Regions from separate parts of the Mus musculus genome. Here region 2 is linked to region 1. A link is a loop called in an ENCODE intact Hi-C map of the cell type or tissue named here. Cell type or tissue: heart. All regions are shown on one strand. Links, peaks and the distances in the headings refer to the core of each region. The heading gives the core; the rest is flanking DNA. Region 1 overlaps Scarletltr (Scarletltr, erythroid developmental long intergenic non-protein coding transcript). Region 2 has its middle 3.9 kb from the start of Smad6.

Evidence for each region. A loop is a pair of places that touch in the nucleus more often than their neighbours do. Peaks named below come from ENCODE experiments on the same cell type or tissue, not always from the same donor. Only the 100,000 strongest peaks of a DNase experiment are listed, where the experiment ranks them.
Region 2: it touches region 1 in a loop (5-fold over the local background); 29 of 42 quality-filtered maps call a loop at or near these places.

The regions. Positions count from the first base shown.
Region 1 is chr9:64,085,125-64,090,498 of GRCm38, reverse strand. Scarletltr (Scarletltr, erythroid developmental long intergenic non-protein coding transcript) reads right to left here. Exons shown (of 3, transcript NR_040743.1): 2 at 4,096-4,215; 3 at 2,454-2,573. It overlaps Gm39360 (a long non-coding RNA gene), which reads left to right. Exons shown (of 3, transcript XR_870861.2): 3 at 1,926-2,070. Among named protein-coding and RNA genes, the nearest start is that of Scarletltr, 7.1 kb to the right of the region's middle. In heart, for the core only: a CTCF peak has its summit at 2,796 (motif pointing right); DNase peaks (open chromatin) are centred at 1,278 and 2,848; H3K4me3 peaks cover 843 bases; H3K27ac peaks cover 4,529 bases.
Region 2 is chr9:64,023,271-64,028,644 of GRCm38, reverse strand. No RefSeq gene overlaps it. Among named protein-coding and RNA genes, the nearest start is that of Smad6, 3.9 kb to the right of the region's middle. In heart, for the core only: CTCF peaks have their summits at 2,684, 2,885 (motif pointing left) and 3,513; a DNase peak (open chromatin) is centred at 3,514; H3K4me3 peaks cover 290 bases; H3K27ac peaks cover 4,244 bases.

The sequences.
Region 1 (5,374 bases), core at 158-5,157:
CTCATATTAAAACTATTTTTATTCTGTTTATCTTTCATTTTATTTCTATTTATTTACTTTAAAGTTATTTTATTTTGGGGGCAGTAATCTTGCTCTGTAGGCCAGGCTGGCTTCCAACATATGATCCTCCTGCCTCAGCCTCAGCAATGCTGTGTTACTGTGCCCACCACATCCAGATTCGGGATGGTTTTTCCCATGGAATTCTTGAACCAAATCAGGGCTTTCCAGGTAGAGTAGGGGCCCAGGAGGGACATGACTCCATCTGCAGTTGGTAACCTGGAGCCTGTCACAGCCTCTCCAGACTCAGTTTGCCCTGTGTTCAACAAGGAATTGATAGGTAGAGGAGTAGAAAGACTGGACCGGTACAGGGAGAGCATCCAACTGTGAACACTGTGGACCTGGCTTCCACAGTCTTTTCTCCAGGAGACAGCCTTCCCCATTTCTTCAGCCTAGGATCCCAGCAAATCAGGAGGTAGCTTGACTGTGTTTTAAAATCTCAGGCCCCTGGATGTGTCTGGGGCTGGGGGTTTGGGGGCCACTGGCTGTGTGCCAGCTGTGGATCATAATCAAATGGGCCACTTCCCCGAGTCCATTTTTGCTTGTAAAGTAGGGACACAGTTCTTGGTGCAGGCCCCCGATTCTATCACTGGCACTAGATGCTGATGGTGACTGTCACCATCAGAAACCTTGGGTCAGACCATCATAGAGAGAAGAGAAGTTACTCAGAGAATGGCTGAGATTCCAGGCCACAGTTGGGGCTGGGCCAGCTGCTTTGGTGGCCAGCCTTCCCCCAACTTAACAAGGTTCAGTACAGTGAATGCTTTCATAGCTTCTGCTACATGCAGACCCCAGGTTAGACCCATTGTAGGATCTGACCACAAATCAAACGTCCCTCCTATCTTAAACTTACAGTGTAATGTAAAGAATCAGAGATCTTGCATCTCTCTGGAGCCCTGACTCATGAGCACCTTGTGCAGACTTTAGTATGCAGAAAGTGCTTGGTACATGCAGGCTGAATTTAGCTCAGAATAGTGAGATGGTTTTCCATAAGAGGGGCCATTTACACTGGGCTTTGATGGCTCCTTAGGAGTCCTCTGTCCCTTCCACTTGTCCTCTGATCATTCAGGCTGAAGAAGACCATAGCAGGCCAAGGCTCCAGTGACTCATCTCCCCCTATGCACCCAGGCCTCATACGAACTCTGAGGAGTCTCCGGATGTGAAGAGGAAGTGGCCAGGCTACGGAAGGCAGGCTCATTTCCAGTGTGGGGCCAGGCCGCCAGTCCCGGGTCCTGTTTACACAGCAAGGCGGACAGGCCGACAGAACTTGGCGGCAAATGCGCTTTGGCCTTTGAGAACAGAAGGGGCTGGCAGGGCCCAGCCGGGTACAGGGAGGCCTGTGCCAAGGGAAGGTGGAAATCTAAAGAGCGCTTCCTCTCAACCAGGCGGCCCCAGACTTTTGACTCCAGTCTGAGCCATTCCTTCAGGGATTCATGTGCAGCAGGAACTTATAAATAAACCCCACCTCAGCCTCTCACCACCCCACCTTGGGGACCTGGGCAGGGTGACAAGGAGCGAGCTGTGCTGGGTGCAGGGTCAGGGTCTCTGACTTTCCAGGAGGGTAGGGGGTGGAGCTGTGGTTCCCACCAGAGGATCTGGGATCTGGGCCACCGGTGAGTGGCCTACACACTCATTCGGTCCACAGAAGGAAATCTGGAAAAAGCAGGGCTTTTAAATGTTTTTTTTCTTGCTTTTATTTTATTTTTTTCAGTGTGTGTGTGTGTGTGTGTGTGTGTGTGTGTGTGTGTGTATGTGTGTGTATATGTGTGTGTGTATGTGTGTGTGTGATAGCATCACGTAGCCCAGGCTGGCTTAGTACTCACTATGTAGTCCAGGATGACCTTGAATTTCTGCTCTTTTCCGTCCAGGTCTCCAGCGCAAGGGTGCACACTATGCCAGCATGTAGTTCCGTGGGTAGAGCCTAGAGCCTTGCACATAAGAGGCAAGCACACTGCCAACTGAGACATCTCCAGCCCCAGCATGAAGTTTCCGGAACAGCCAGTGTCCGCTCTTAAGTGGCCACCTAGACTCTGGGCCAAACTGTTTCAGCCCTCTGAGTCCCTCCCGCATGTCCTCTGTGTGACTTTGTTAAGGACTCCTCACCATGGATGGGGATGAAGACAGGATGCTAAGGACATGTTTGCTGGAATAAAAACTGCAACACCGCTTCTTATCACAGGCAGAGCAAGGTGTGCACACTATTCCCTCTTGTTTCCTCTTTTATGACAAAGGAGTTGAGACTCAGAAGGTGTTTTATGGCCCAAGGTCACAGAGCAGGTAGACTGAGAAGGGGGGGGGGGCTCTGCAATTATTCATCTTGGGTCTGCCTTCCTCCCAGCACGCTAAGGCCTCAGTGTCCCTACTGTGATGTAGGCAAAGAAATATCTGGGTGGGCTGGGTGGGTGTTACATTCCTTTAATTCCAGCACTCACAGAACAGAGGCAGGCAGATCTCTGTGAGTTCCAGGACAGCCTGGTCTTCAGAACAAGTTCCAGGTCAGCCAGGACAAAGAAATCCTGTGAAAACAAAAACAAAAACCAGAAGTTATTTGGGTGGGACACGGGTGTAAAGATTGATAGGAAAGATCCATTTCTCTGCCTTGCCCAGAATGGGAAATGCCCCAGCAGCTAGAGCCCTTCCTTAAATGTTTCTGGACAGCTCAAGATCTAGCACAAAACTCTGTTGCAGGATGGTTGGTCAAGCTCTGGGAAATGTAACTGCAATGACAGGGAATAGACACCAGGTGGCGCCATACAACCCTCTGTGTTTTCTGGAAAGCTGTGTGGTTCTGTGTCTCTTTGAGCTGGCTGTCCTCTGAGCCTGGTGTGCCAGCTAGGTAAAGTAAATGTGGGAGGGACAGGCCCAGATGGAAGGCCTGTGCTTTGAAGTAGGTTTCTGCCTGGGACTGTGACACAATTGCTGTTCTCTGGGACCCGCCTCCCCATATGTAGGATACGGAGTCTCTTCTCTCTCATTGAGAGTTTGTGTCTTAGTTTGTGAAGCACGTGGTGTGGGGCTTAGCTTGCATCCTAACACCGGGTAAGACTTTAAACCTTCAGGTGAGCTGTAGGTCTGCCCTTTGCTTCCATCTTGACTTGGGGGCAGAAGCACTGTCCTTGAGCCACAGGAGACCCCAATATCCTAATAGTTCCCAGAGGGAGGACCTTGAGGTCCAGGGATTTCCTCCAGACTCTTCCACTCTCACTGGTCCTGAGGACAACTGTCAAAAGCTCCTCCTGTCCTCTGCTCAGAGGCCCCACAAAGAACATTTCCCCGCATTAGGGCTACAGGAACTAGGGAAGATGGATCTTGCTGGCTGTACTGTTGTGAGGTGAAAAGGTCCATTGACCCCTGGAGTAGCGGGGACACTGAACCACATAGGCTGTCACTCCCAGGGTCTCCCGTGGGAAAGTCCCTCAGTGCTCACCTGCCCAGATCCTGCAGCACTGTTTCCAAAGGGTTAACTCAACCTTTGGACACGGTGGTACTTGTGCCTTTGATTCCAGCAATAAAGAGGCACAGGCGGGGACCCTTGTGAATCCAAGGCCAGCTTGGTCTACAAGGACAGCCAGGGCTACACAGGGAAACCCTGTCTCAAGAATGAAACAAAACACCCCAAACCAAACAACAACCCCCCACCCCAAAGAATAATCCAGTTCAAGCCTAGCGTCCCATGGGGGAAGTTGCAGCACCTGCTTTTATTCATGAAAGAAAAAGGTTTCTGTTCCTGTTAGTTAGTTAGCTTCCGAAAACCTTCTCCGAGAGTCAGGATGGGGGGCAGGGGGAAAACCAGTAAAAGTGCAGGAAAATGGAACTCCAGATACGCAGCACATGAACAGCCTATACCCCGGAGAGGGACCTTGCCCCAGTCCCAGCCTTATAACATAGACAGGGACAAAGCATGCTGGGAACCTGAACTCACTGCTATTTACACTCAGTTTACATTCTGCAGTACTAGAGAAGGTTTTTCTAGATCTTGGGGCAGGAAGAGATCAGGGCTCAGAGAGACTGTGGGGAGGGGGAGGAGAGGGCACTCACTTTTAAGTTTGCACTGAGCCAGTGAGGGCTGGAGTTGGAGTGGGGAGGGGTGTGCAGAGCAGGAGCCTGAGGCTCTCCTGCGCTGGAAAGGCAAAGGGGCTTCTGTTGCCTGGCAGACGCCTGGGTGAGGAAAGAAAGACACAGGTGACTATGTTTCCTGGAGTCAGTTGCCTATAACCAAGGGTGAACCTGTGGCCCTAGGACTTCCACAGGGTGGGGCTGGCCTGAAGGCCTAGCCTTGTAGGCCCCACCCAAGCCCTTGCTCTGGGTTTGCTGCAAAGTCCTGGGGAGGGGGGAACCAATGTCATTCACCCCAATGCCTTTCTCTCAGGAATAAAACCTATTTGATTGTGACAAGTCATGAGAGCTCCCTGGTCTCAGATTGTGGCTGTATAAAAGGCACCACACACACAGTAAGTATATATAGGTAGCAGTTGCTGCATTACAAAGGAGTCTAACTTTCTTGGGGCACTATTCTAGAGGATGCTTAAAACCCAACCAACCAACCAAACAACCAACCAAACAAACAAACAAACAAAAAAAAAAAACAAAAACAAAAAAAAAAAAAGAAAGAAAAAGAAAAACTGGACTGGAGAGATGGCTCAGCGGTTAAGAGCACTGACTGATCTTCCAGAGGTCCTGAGTTCAAATCCCAGCAAACACATGATGGCTCACAACCGTCTGTAATGGGATCCGACGCCCTCTTCGGTTGTGCCTGAAGACAGCTACAGTGTACTAATAGATATACAGGAAAATCCTTTCCATCCTTTGATATTGAGGGGTGGAGGGAAGGTACATAGGAGAGAGTGAGTTTTTACTTGTTATGAAGCCCGGAGTGTGCCCGGAGGCTGGCCAACTGTGAGGGATGGGGAGTGAGGGAAGACGCTGGAAATCAGGGTCAAACCAATGGAGAGACCTGGCTTTCGGCTGTTAGGTCTGATTTTGCAGTGAGTGGGTAAGGAAAAAGAGGGTCTCTGTGTAAGGGAATGCCTTCTAGTTGCTCCCTGAGTTCAGCCTGAGCTTCGGGTTGCCAGGGGAGGCCTCTCTCAGCCCTGTTCTCCCCAACCCTCCTGCCTCCCTAGCAGTTTGGCAGCCGACTGGATGTTCAGTGCGGAATTTAAAGAATCCGAACAGGCAGAATGCTAATCCCACCCGGAGAGATTGCCCTGAGCCTCCGCTGCCGGCTGGCGGGAAAAGCCCCCTTGTGTGGCAGCAGGAGAGAAAAGGGATCGGTCTGCCCAGGCGGGCTCTGCCTGCGGCCAGGGGACCAGGTCAAGTC
Region 2 (5,374 bases), core at 316-5,315, 62 kb after region 1:
GGAAGCTCTTTGAGGTCAGGAGTCAGAGGGAAGAGGAGAGATGCAGGCAAGCCTTCTAACATTTTCATTCCACTGCCTGGTGTATCTGAATCAGGGATTTTTTTTAAAAAGATATATTTATTTTATATATGTAAGTACACTGTTGCTGTCTTCAGACACACCAGAAGAGGGCATTGGATCTCATTACAGATGGTTGTGAGCCACCATGTGGGTACTGGAAATTGAACTCAGGACCTCTGGAAGAGCAGTCAGTGCTCTTAACTGCTGAGCCATCTCTCCAGGCCTGGATTAGTTTTAATATCAATGTAGAATGTGTTGTAAATAAATATATATGTAATAGTCAAGGGAGAGAGTTGAGGGTAGGGAGTGGGACAATTAAATGTCATTATGAAATGTGTGGAAGTATCAAGCAGTTACAAGTTTAAATATATTATCTATTTCACATATCTGTGTAGTATACGTATATGTTAAAGAAGCTCTATCATGTAAAGATACATTTCCTGGTGCTGGGGATCTAGCTTAGGTGGAGACTCCTGGCTTTGATTCTGAGCACCTTATCAATCCGCCATGGTATATTCCTATAATCCAAATACTTGGAAGGTGGAGGCAGGAGGCTCAGGAAGTCAAGTTAGTTCTTAGTTATACAACAAGTTCAAGGCCAGCTTGGACTTCACGAGACTCTGTTTTTTTGTTTGTTTGTTTGTTTTTTAGATTTTATTTATTATTATATGTAAGTACACTGTAGCTGTCTTCAGACCCAGGGTGGCTAGAATAATACTAGCAACTGGTTCAGGAGTGCTATGGAAATACACCTCCTGCGGCCGCCCCCCCCCCCAATTACGAGGCAAAAACCAAAGGAATCATCTTTTCTGAGAGACATTGAGACAAATGAAACAAAACCAAAGAGGGAGACATTAGATACTGATCAACCCGGTGTCACATAGCCACTGGCGATCCCAGGGTCATTTGGTATGATACACAGAGAAATAGACTTACTTGATGCACAAGTCAACCTATGTCTTTTAAAAAAGCGATAAACATAACTAATGTCCTGCCTTTGTAGATGTTATTAATTACAAACGGAACTGAGTGCTGGAGCCATAGTTCAGGGGCTAAGAGGCTTGCCCCTACAGCAGGGGACCCGGGTTCAGCCCACAGCACCCACATGGCAGGTTAAAACCATTTGGAACTCCAGTTCCAGGGGACCTGACACTCTCTTCTGGTCCTTAGGGTACCAAGTACGTACATGATACACAGATATACATGCAGGCAAATACTAAATAAACAAAGTGTCTTTGATCTCCAGCACTATATAACAGAACACAGTGTTGACTATATATCAAGCTAGAGGCCAGCCTGGATTACATGAGACCCTATCTCAAAAACTATAAATAAATGCCAAATGGCCTGGCATTTCATCTTCAAAAAGTGACTGCACACTCTTAAGCACGCGACAGCAGAGACCGGATATATGTGTCTCAGATGAATCTCTGCTTCCCTTTCTTCACTGCTTCCACCCTGGTCCAGGCCTCCTCTGACTCTCCCAGCCAGGCTCCTGCTCCCGCCTGGGCAGCAGGCTATTCTTTACATGCAGTTAGGTGGAACCTAGTAAAACAGAAAGCCAGCCTGGGCTAAGTGGCCTAGCACAGCGGTAGAACACTCAGCTAGCACGCACACAGCCCAGGGTTTGGTCCTGCATATCAACCACATAACCTAGAAAGCAGGTCCTGCCTCTCCCTTGCTCAGGACCTTCAGTGGCTCCCAACTGACCTGGAACACAAGCCAAAGACCCACCAATGGCTTGCATGGGCCCACATCTGCCCCGAGTATTTCTCTGACTTCTTTACCTCTGTGAAGCCTTGGAATGTTCTAAACACATGCGTTCCAGGCATGAATCTGCTTCGGGGCTCTTGTGCTCACTGCTATCCATCCCTGCAGCTGTTTGCAAGCAGACTGTGAGGGAAAACCCCCTGCCCCAACTACCACTATGACGTCAATGTCACCACCAAGACCTCAACCCAATTATGTCCCGAAGAAAATGTCATTCCCTCACTCCAATGTCACCTTCCCAGGGAAGTCTTCCCTGATATATGCCTCCCTGCCCCCTGACACTCCTCTTTCCTCTTCTTTTTTTCACTTTGGCCGTGGCGTTTTCAGTGTGCAGAGCACCCTGCTCCTTTGGTTGTGGTCTGTCTCTTTCTCACTAGATTCCATGAACTCTGGAATTACTGGACTTGGCTTATTGCAGGTTCCCCAGCTCTGGGAGGAGGAGGTGGGCACTCAGCAGGAGCTCAATAAACACCAATAAACACAGAGCTCCATTAGAGTATACGGGCATCCCCTGACCCCACAAGGAAGAGTCTGTAGCATGTATCAGAATTCCAGAAGGGCTGTTTATCACTTTCAAGTGTGTCCCAACTTTTCCACTTGGGTTTATGTTGACCAAGTAGATTTGCTTTCCAAAGGAGTAGACAACATCCCTTAGCCAGTGGGTCCTAGGGTTGTAATATAACATTTGAGCATATAATAAATTCTTCTCCTAGAGCTAATAAGCAGGGCCTGGGCATTTGAATCAGTTTCTGTACAGTGGGTTATGATGAATCTTCTTGTTAATCCATTTAGTCATGGTGAGAGGTGGCTATGCGTTCTGTATAACTTCTTTGTTTGTAAACCATGCTCCCTAGATCCAGATCCCTTCCCATCACTCAGAAGCAAACTCTAGCTTCAGTGACTTCTGCTGTTTCATGTCATAGTCCTTACTAGTTAATGTGGAAACTTCCTAGGGGCAAAAGACAACTTTTTTTTTTTCTCTGTAGAACCAGGTGCTAAGGAGCCACACACTCACTCACCTGGTCTCAACTCTGCCACCTACTGGCCATACGAGCAGAAACAAAATAGCCTACCGTCTGTTTCCCCAGCTTTGAAGAAGAGTCTAGGAACAAGACCTTCCTTGTGTTGCTGGGAGAGTTGGAGAAGATGGTGCCTAGGAAAGTCTAGCTGGGGAGCATGGGGGCTCGGTGAAGTGGGAATTTTAACTCAGCCACCCTGCAGGTTGTTCTGGTGCCAGGAGAAGTGAGGCAAGAACTGTCTCAGACAGGAGCGTGTCCAGTGGTCTTATTCTGATTCACACTGATGTGGGTGGCCTAGCCTGGCTACTTGGGATCTCTGCCCTTATGGGCCTTTATTTCAGGGGAAAGAACATGGAACTGTGCTGTTGTAAGTGGGGCAATACTGAAATGAGGAATCATGGAGTGCTCTGAGGAGAGAGAGGAAGGAGGGGACAGGTGTGAAGCTAAGGGGTCAGCTACTTCTTCCTGGGTGACTTCCTGCAACTGCAGAACCTTGACGATAGTTGCAGAACCTTGACGATGGGAGTCCAGCCTTCCTCCTTTGCCCTCTCTTCCTTATATCCCAGGGACTCCCAGCCTGGCAGTTTAGTAGGGTGGAGGTCAGAGCTGCCACTCTGCAGGTCTGTGCAGCTGGCCACCACTGCACACACCCTCTAGTGGTTATAAGGTGTGTCAAGTCCTGAGCTGGATGGGCCTGAGGAGGAGCAGCCCTCAGCTTTGGCAGCTGTCCCTAGCTGGCATGATGATTGCTATTCCCATTTTACAGAGGATAACCCACACTTACCCAGTTGGAGAAGTACCATAGTAGCATCAGTCCTAGACTCAGGCTTACCAGACTCTGGTTGTAGTGCAGGGGGCATCCTTTCTAGGCTACATTACCCCACCCTATATCTATCTCCTAGTGAACATGGGCCAAGAGGCTAAATTTTGCTTAAGTTAGCAGCCCTCTTATTTATTCCTTTATTTAATTGTTCGTTTCATGTGTGTTTGTGGTATATGTGTTGTGAATGTATATATATGCCTGAGGCCAGAGGTTGACATTGTCTGCTTGACTACTCTCCACCTTCCTTATTTATTTAGGAATGAGAGAGCTCCAGGAATCTGCCTCTGTTTGCCCCTCCCCCACAACCTCCCATATCTCAATTCTGGGTTTGCCAGCCAGCACTGCTGGGCCTCCCCCCCCCCCCCAGGGACCACTGGGCATCCAATTCAGGTTGTCATGGTGAACACTTTAGTGATATCCCATCTCTCCAGCGCCTAGCTTAAGGTAGCAGGCTTCTTAAGGTCCTGTTTTAGTCTCTCCTAGCCTGGTATACCTCAGGGAGAGATGCTTGTGCTCAGAGTAAGGAGCAGGAGGGACAGAAAGTCTCAACTCATACTCCTCACCAGGAGTAGGGATGTGGGGAGACTTCTGTAAGGATCCTCCCCTACTGTGAGGGAGGCCTTGCAGATTGTCTACAGGCAGGGAACTCTTTCAGGAGTCTTGGTGTCTTTGACACTCATACTTCTTTCTAGCTGGGTTCAAGTCCCACCCGATCAGGGATGACAAACTTGTGCAGGCTATTGTGTCCAAGGCCTTGGCACTCTATATAATGGTGGTTGCCAGCTACCCTCATCTCCAGAGTCTTGTAGTGGGGAGTTGTGGCCTCCGTATGAAATGTCCATCCAGCAGGTCTAATAGAGGCAGTACCATGCACCTTATTTGGGAAACCACACACCTAAAAGCGATGTTGTGACATCACATAGTTACATGCCTCTCCCTGCTGTTGGGGAGTGGGGGTGAGAACTTGGAGCTCTCTGGTTTTGGTGTCTTAGTGCTCTCAATAGGTTTCAAATTAAATGAGCAAGTTTCTGTGCCTCAGTTTCTCATCTGTACACAGAGAAAATAAAACCCATTAGCTGTTTAGGCTTGAAACTTCTGCTACCATGGTAAAGAGCTCAAAGCATCTGCTCTTATTGTAACCCAGAGGCAAGGCAACAAAATCTTCGTAAGAGAGAACATAATTGGCTTCTCTTTGTATTTATTATTTTATTTTGGGAGACTTTCGGAGACAGGGTCTTACGCAGGCCCAGGCTGGCTTCCAGGTCTCTGTGTAGCCCAGGAGAGCACTGAACTCCTGATTCTCTTTCCTCTACCTCCCAAGTGCTGTACTCATGGGTGTGCACAATCCTGTAGGCTCTCTTTGCGTTTTAGGATCATCAACTTCTTCAGGGATGAACGGAAGCTAAAAGACAAGTTTGTGTGGGCGCTTCTTGCCCACTTTTGATGTATGCACTTATTAGTAAGGATTTCCTAGAATCTTGAGAAACCAAGGCCAGGACAGCTACTCATATTCACCTTGGCCAAAATAGTGAAGGGTGGGTGTGACAATCGGCCCTGCAGCACTGGAGTACCTGGCTCCAGGTAAGACTCAGGGAAGTAGTCTGTATCTTTCCTACACACACGACCCTTCCCCCAGCGCACTTCCAGACCCGTTCCTGGACTTGCACACCACCTTCGCTACAGCAGTCCAGAGCACAGGTAT